3 separate regions of the Homo sapiens genome follow, and all the other regions are linked to region 1. The links are chromatin loops, found by intact Hi-C in ENCODE. Cell type or tissue: Caco-2. All regions are shown on one strand.

Region 1 (2,500 bases):
CTATGACAAATGGCATGGAAAGGGGGGGGGGGAAATCTGTGTGTTTACTGCCACAAAAAAACATCAAATAAATTAAAGGCAGGCTAGGCACATGGGGGGAAGGGGGGTATGTAACAAAAGTGAAAAAGCAATTAACATGCGTGCATGTGGGCACAGATGAGTTCTCGTGGGATCTGTGACTACCCTGGAGGACATAGATTTTAATTCTTAGGTAGAAACCAAGCCATGTGGATGTGTAACTCTTAGCTCAGCAAGTGACACACAGTAGGCATGCAGTAAGCCTGTGCTAAACAAAGTCCAAGTTCAGAAAACACCAGACTAAAGAAACCAATGAGAATGAAGGTGGCTTCTCCTTTCCCATCCATATCAAGATGCCCAGAAACATTGCAATCAAACAGCAGAGTGGTGAAAATTTAAAAACAAGCCACTGATGAATTATGGCTTGAGAATAAAGAACACTACTGTCACCTGTGCCCCGACCCCTGAATAAAGGACTTTCTGAGTGGATCCACCATTCTGAAATACCGTGTGCCACATTCTCTTAAAAGTAAGATGAAATAAAAGGTAGGCAGCTTATTTGTACTTCTGTGGTGCAGAAGAAACAAAGCCTACAGACAAAGCCCTCTGCCCACGGACAAACATGCCTAGCAGGTGATCAAATTCAACCCACAGACGAGAGCAGCAAAATGGATTCTGGTCCTGCCGAACCCGGCCGCTTATGCAGAACCCCTGGCTGCCCTGGCTGTCATTTACAACCAACACGACCATCACCAGCCATGAAGAGCCAGTGAGGCCCAGGAACTGGGAAGTTTGGGTACAAAGAGGGAATGGGGCACCACATTCAGGCCACAGCCTGGGCAGACAGGCCCTTCCCCACAAAGGTGCAGTCCTGGGTCCCCAAGGGAGGGGGCCCTGGCCTCCCTATCTCCCCTCCCAAGTCAGCTGTCGCCTATCTGCTTCCTCCTTTGTTTACGAGCATTTCGGATCCAAAGTCTCCAAGCACAGGGTGCATCAGACCTGGCGGCCGTCACAAGCCACATTAGGCACGCTGTTGGCTCTGCAAGGATTTAATCAGTAACTGGCCCAGGAGACCAGGGCAGGGCAAGCTGCGACCTGATCCCACAGGAGGCAAAGTTTACAGGCAGGCCAGGCGGGTGAGGCTGCTGGCTCCACCGGTAAGACAGCCTGGAGGGCTATCAGGTCCCTTGGACCCCAGACTAAAAGGTGTACCTAGCCGGTGTCACCCAGCAGGTGGGACTGGGAGCCCGAGTCTGCCTGCATCCCAGCCTGATGCAGATGTGCTCCTGGAAGCACGGTCTTAAATCTCTCAGATTCGGTTAATTGGATCAATGGAAACAGACTGCAAAAGGTTTGGGCAAAAAAGAGTATTTGGCTTGTTTATTGGTTTGAATCCCTATCAATCACTCTGGGTCTTGTTCCTGAAGCCCATACAATTAACCAGATAATTACCAGATGATTCTGAGTTGGGCTGTGTAGATGGCTTAAAATATGGATGACTGATATTTCAAGTAAGGATATGACTCTATAGGAAACATACTTGGAATATCGGGAGCTCAGGGCTGGGCCAGCGGCTGCTGCGAAGCCACAGGACTGCAAAGGGTTTTTGTTCTAGGGAACTGCACTCAAATTCACCTTTGTTTTATTTGGGCTCATATTTCTCAATAGAGTGCTTGGGCCGCACTATAAAACGCAGACAGATTACATAATGTCCAGGCCTCAGGGAAACCCCACAGGGGCTCCGCTGCTTCCCCGAGAGCCTGGACACCAACCAGGTGTCTCATGATGGGACGAGAGCCCTGGTGGCAGTCCCAACCTCACCTCTACCCGGGAGGCCAGCGCTCCAGCCAGGCCAGCCCTCACAGCCCCACCTCCAGGCTCACAGGCCCTGAGGCAAGGCCCCCTGGAGCCCACCAGAGGGCAAGGGTAAGACTTAAGGACACCCCCTGCCTGTAGTGCTTGGTGACGAAAGGCAGCGGAAAGGGGATTATGCCAGTCCATCAAACACTTCCTTATAGTTCCTCTTGCCACATTTCCTAACACCAGAGCATGGCTCTGCCAAGAGAATCTTGCTCCATGGATAAGCCTCAGTCCCCAGTACTAGACAGGTGCTTTCCGGAAAGGCCCACACTACCGATGGTGCCACCTACCTGGGCTGGCCAAGGTGAGCGAGGGGCCTCTGGCTATTCAGGTCTTTCTTCCTTCCCTCTTTCTCTCAGATATACCTCCTGAGCAATCGGAGGTAAGTGGGGAGGCATTAGCCTCGAGAGCTGGCTTTCCGGAAACAGGACGGTAGCAGCGGGACACTCACTCCTGGCTTCTCCCAGAGGGAGAAGGGGCTCCTCCTGGCCTTCCCATGGCAGGTCACTGTTCCTTCTAACCATTTTCCTACCCCACCACCAACAACCCTTCATTTTGTGGAGTGTAAGAGGAAAAAAAAAAAAAAAGCCCAATAAAGTCCCCCTGAGCCAGGTGAAAATTC
Region 2 (2,500 bases), 65 kb before region 1:
GACTGAGGCACAGAGAAGTCTGGAAACAAACCCACGGGGACCCAGGTTATAAGGGGTGAAGCCATGACCTTCTCCTGGGCTCTCAGGCTCCAGAGCCACCGCGATTGACCGCAACACTAGATCTACCAGGGGTGCCCATGCGGTGCTGAGAGCCACGCTAAAGTCTTAATTAATAGGCTGTCCCATCTAATTCTCACAGTACACCCATTTTGCAGATGAAGAATGGAGGCTCAGTGAGCGCAAACCACTTGTCTAAGGTCATGGACTAATGAGTAGCCAGCTGGGTTGGAACCTGGATGGTCTCGTCACACTCCTGACCACTGCACCCCAAGTTAGCCTCGTTCCTAAGGTCAAACTGGGCTGCCTCTTCCTCCCTCCTCATGCCACTTCTGGAAGCTTCCCTCACCCTGATCCTCTGGAGGTGGCCACACGCCCCCACAAAGGGGAAGCTTTCTCAGCCACCCTCCTCCTCCCTGCCTGCCCCACCCCTCCAACTGCATGGGCTGGGACACCTACCCTCTTCACCACAAAACCAGATGCAAATCCATTCCTCAAATAGACTGGAAGTGTCACCGGATTCTAGTCTCTTCTATAGTAAATACATGAAGTCAGTCTCCATAAACAAATGCATTATTTTAGGGATGAAGATTCACTGGACATCAACAAAGCTGGCGGCGTTTTTGTTTTGTTTTGTTTTTGTTGTTTTTCTTTTAAACTAGCAGCAGCAACCACAACGGAAACCCCATGGTCTGTTTTGGGGTCAAAACACAAAGCCTTCCTCTAGCCCCAGGATTGCACTGGGCAGTGGGGGCAAGAATGCCCCACCTAGGCTGAGGGAAGCGCAGCAAATATGGTTTGGGCAAAGACAACAGGGCAAAGGTTGCAAGTCAGTGGAATGAAAGCCAGCCCAGAGGATCCGAGAGCTGGAATCTTAAATATTCACACCAGGAAGTAATGGCACTAAGTCTGGAGCCAGCTAGGGCCATGCCTGTGTCCCTTGCAAAACGGCTTGGCCTGGAAACAGGAGGCAGCTCCACTCTGGGAATTGACCCATCTGACCCTTGCCCCATTGCCTAGACCCACGGGTCTGCACAGCAGCCAGGCCAGAACGGACCGGGGGGTTCCCAAGTCAGCACCCTCAGCACAAGCTGGAGGTACAATCCCAGCTCCACGCCGGCTCAGCCCCAGGAAGGTGTCCCCGACACGGCAGAGAAACAAAGGCCAGCTCTATTTGCAAACTGGCCTCCTGGAGAATCCCGGGGTGGAAAGGAGCCCACTCCAGCCAGGTGGTATGGCAGATCAGCTTGCAGTCCTGTCATTCACTCAACAGCCGTTTCCGGAACACCTACTATGCGTGGGGCCCAGGCCAGCCGCGCTGGCTGTCTCCTCAACTCCAGCCTCTTGCTGGGACCTTGGCAACCAGGCCCAAGAGAAAGGCGGCTCCTCTGAATAGCCTGCTGGCAGGAAGCCCCACACTCTGGGTCTGGTGAGCAGCAACGGATGCAGGCAGGCCCCGCTCTACGAAAACTCGATCTAGGGGGAGAATCTTCCAACCTACCAAGAAGAGGAAAGAACTCAGAGGTTTACCAGAGGGCAAGGGATCAAAATCAAAACTCAAAAGCTCCCACCAGCCAAAAATGGGCCAACCGGAGCATCCAAAAGAATAGTAACTGCAAGGAATTGAAATTCATCAAATAAGCCGGACATGGTGGCTCACGCCTGTAATCCCAGCACTTTGGGACGCTGAGGAGGGCGGATTGCTTGAGACCAAGAGTTTGAGACCAGCTTGGGCAACATGGAGAAACCCCATTTCTACTAAAAATGCAAAAATTAGCTGGGTGTGGTGGTGCGTGCCTGTAATCCCAGCTACTTGGGAGGCTGAGGCAGGAGAATTGCTTGAACCCAGGAAGCAGAGGTTGCAGTGAGCTGAGATCATGCCACTGCACTCCAGCCTGGGTGACAGAGTAAGACTCTGTCTCAAAAAAAATTATTATTTTAATTATAATTATTTTGTGGCCAATTAATTTTATTAATAAAAAAGAAATTCATCAAATATAAATTTAAATCCATGAATTCATGTTGATATTTAAAAAAAAACCTTTGGAAGATGCTACAAAATCAGTTTATTACTCTAAACTTGATACAAAGGGGAAGAGTGAAGCATTTCTGCTGCCTTTCCTGTACACACTAAACATTGCAACAACCATGTAGCTGATGAAGTGAAGCCCTTCTTCGGATGATCCCATCTGACAAATGAGGAAGGAAAGGTAGAGCTAAAACACCTGCCCTTTGCAATCTCTAATGAAATAATGCACCTGAGCAGTGATTGCTGGTGCCCACTGGAACATGAGCAGGAAAGGTGATGGGGGTGGTGATGGATAGATCAGGCAGCCAGCACCAGAACCTGCCCATCAACCACAGCAAGAAAGACCCCCACCAAGGCATGAGGGACCCTGGAGTGAGGCAACTGGAAGTGCACAGAAACACCTACCTAGAGAGG
Region 3 (2,500 bases), 150 kb before region 1:
AAAATAGGGCCTAGAAGGACCTCATGAGGGTCCCATGTGAACCCCCAGAGATCTTCAGAACTGGCATTCCAAACCAGATATGGCCTCAGACCTGCTTCCAGAGTGGGTGGGGAATGGGGTGAGCTGACCCCCCCAGAAAGAGCCCCCATTGGGCCCCCGATGCTGGCAGAAGACACCTAGCCTTCGCCTTCCCTTGCCTTTGTGGTGAGCCAGCTCCCTCCTGCCCAAACCTGCCTGCTGGTTTCCATGGGGATTCCTCTCAAAGTGAATACGAATCATGACGTCCAGGCTGACTCAAAACATGTGCCAGGGAAGGGAGGAGCTCCCGGACCCCAAAAGAAGCCAGTCTGGAAAATCCTCCCATGAGCTTATTCCCGAGGCCAGAGAAACCTTGCCCAGTCGGGGATGGGGTTGAAAACAGCAGCTGTTTGTCATGGGGCATGTGTGGCCCTGACAGCTGGGTGGATGTGCTGGGCTGGAGTCAAGTCCCCTCTCTCCCTACGTGGAAGCGGCTTGAATTATCACACAGGGGACACCCATGCTGCACAGTCGGGTTCCACGTGGCACCACCCCACTGTAAGGAAGGATTTGCTGGACCTGCACACACACCCTGGGGCCCCAAAGGAGAAACGAGAAGTTGGATGGCAGCCCTGCTTAGACAGTCAACAGCAACAACACCAACAACACTAATGATGAGGCTGCCATCACAGTGTCATACGCAGTGGTGCTCAAAGTGGCTTGCGCTGGGAGAATGGGCTTCAGTCCCCACCTCCCCTGGCTGCATTTCTAAAATTCAAAGTAAAATTCACAGAACGTAAAACTAACCATTAATCACTTAAGATGTACAATTCACGGGCATTGAGTCCATTCCTGATGCTGTGTCACCATCATCTCTATCGAGTTCTGAGATGTTTTTACTCCCAAAGGAAGCCCCATACCATTAAGTCGTCACTCCCTGCTACCCCATCCCCAGGCGCCAGGCAGCCACTAGCCTGGTATCTATCAATGGGACTTGCCTGTTCTGGACATGTCACATAAATGACATCACATACTTTGTGGCTGTTTGTGCCTGGCTCCTTTCACTTACTGTTTTTGAGGTTTATCTGTGCTATGGCATGAGTCGGAACCGCATTCCTTTCATGGCTGACTGACATTCCATTGTATGGGCAGGCCACATGTTTATACATTCATCTGCTGATGGACACATGGATTGTCTCTATCTTTTGACTATAGTGAAGAGCCAGCTTTATATATCTTTTTTTTTTTTTTTTTTTTTCAGATGGAGTCTCACTCTGTCGCCTAGGCTGGAGTGCAGTGGTGCGATCTTGGCTCACTGCAACCTCCGCCTCCCGTCAAGTGATTCTCCTGCCTCAGCCTCCTGAGTAGCTGGGATTACAGTCACCCACCACCACTCCTGGCTAATTTTTGTAATTTTAGTAGAGACAGGGTTTCACCATGTTGGTCAGGATGCTCTTGAACTCCTGACCTTGTGATCCACCCACCTCTGCCTCCCAAAGTGCTGGGATTACAGGCGTGAGCCACCACTGCTGCCATATATCTTTTTTTAATGATGACAGAAGGAAGGACACCTGCTATGCAGACGCTAGCCTCACTACACCCCACCCATATGGACATTCACAGGTGCCCGTGGTTAACATTCATCAAGCAGTTACCATGTGGCCAGCACCATGCTAAGAGCTTTATATATAATCCCTCATTTAACTTGACAACAATGCTAAGGCGGGGAGGCTGTTTTTATCCCTGTTATCCACATGCTACAGAGGAAGAAACTGAGGCACAGAGCAGGGGATGTCTCACACAGGCCTCCTGCTCTTATAAGACAGGCCCAGGATTCAATTTCGTAACCCCCCAAGACAGCAACTTCCATCCCTCTGTTATGCCAAATTCCTCTGGCCAGAGGCAAACTCCAATTTGTGTACCTTTGTGCTCACACACCTCAAGTACATATTATGAGAAAGGAGCTGGGACCACAGCCAAAGCCACAGCTGGAACCAGCATGGCAGGGGCCTCAGGTCCACCCTTCTGTTGCTACCCCACGCAGCAGGTCCTCAGACACCTATAGATCAGCTTGGCCTCCAAGGCAGAAACCCATGGATGCTCATTTGGGGAAGGCCCGTCAAAATATTTCATGTTCTTTTTAATCTCACAAACGGAAAGTCATACAGCAAACGCAAAGTGGCAGGTAACGATATGATCCTAGAAGGGCCGGTTTGGGCCTTGGTCCCAGAAGAAATCTCAAATGCCGTTCACACTCTCCCTCCCCTGGTTTCCCTCAGGTAATATGACCTCTCCTTGCCCCGGGGCTGTTGTTATTATTACTGTGATCCACTGGTGAGCTGGGCTGCAACCCAGCTGTGCCCTTGGTGTTGTGGGCACAGGGGAGCTGCCTGCACCTTTCTCAATGGCTGCAGAGTTGGGGTGACTGTGTCTATTTTGTATGGTTTCTCCAACCATTCTCCAGACGCCGACTGACCAGTTC

Evidence for each region. Hi-C counts contacts between places; a loop is a spot of excess contacts. Peaks named below come from ENCODE experiments on the same cell type or tissue, not always from the same donor. Only the 100,000 strongest peaks of a DNase experiment are listed, where the experiment ranks them.
Region 2: a loop joins it to region 1, with 2.6 times the contacts of the local background. A loop is called at or near these places in 17 of 110 quality-filtered maps.
Region 3: a loop joins it to region 1, with 7 times the contacts of the local background. A loop is called at or near these places in 26 of 110 quality-filtered maps.

What each region holds. Positions count from the first base shown.
Region 1 is chr16:81,447,202-81,449,701 of GRCh38, reverse strand. All of the region lies in intron 1 of CMIP (c-Maf inducing protein), which reads right to left. Among named protein-coding and RNA genes, the nearest start is that of CMIP, 3.6 kb to the right of the region's middle. RefSeq lists enhancers at 297-1,060, 1,827-2,500. In Caco-2, no CTCF peak of the experiment used is centred here; DNase peaks (open chromatin) are centred at 1,081 and 1,850; H3K4me3 peaks cover 1,304 bases.
Region 2 is chr16:81,512,234-81,514,733 of GRCh38, reverse strand. All of the region lies in intron 1 of CMIP (c-Maf inducing protein), which reads right to left. Among named protein-coding and RNA genes, the nearest start is that of MIR7854, 20 kb to the left of the region's middle. RefSeq lists enhancers at 1,214-1,343, 1,051-1,881. In Caco-2, no CTCF peak of the experiment used is centred here; a DNase peak (open chromatin) is centred at 973.
Region 3 is chr16:81,599,052-81,601,551 of GRCh38, reverse strand. The region is part of intron 1 of CMIP (c-Maf inducing protein); the gene reads right to left. Among named protein-coding and RNA genes, the nearest start is that of MIR6504, 11 kb to the left of the region's middle. In Caco-2, no CTCF peak of the experiment used is centred here; a DNase peak (open chromatin) is centred at 1,071.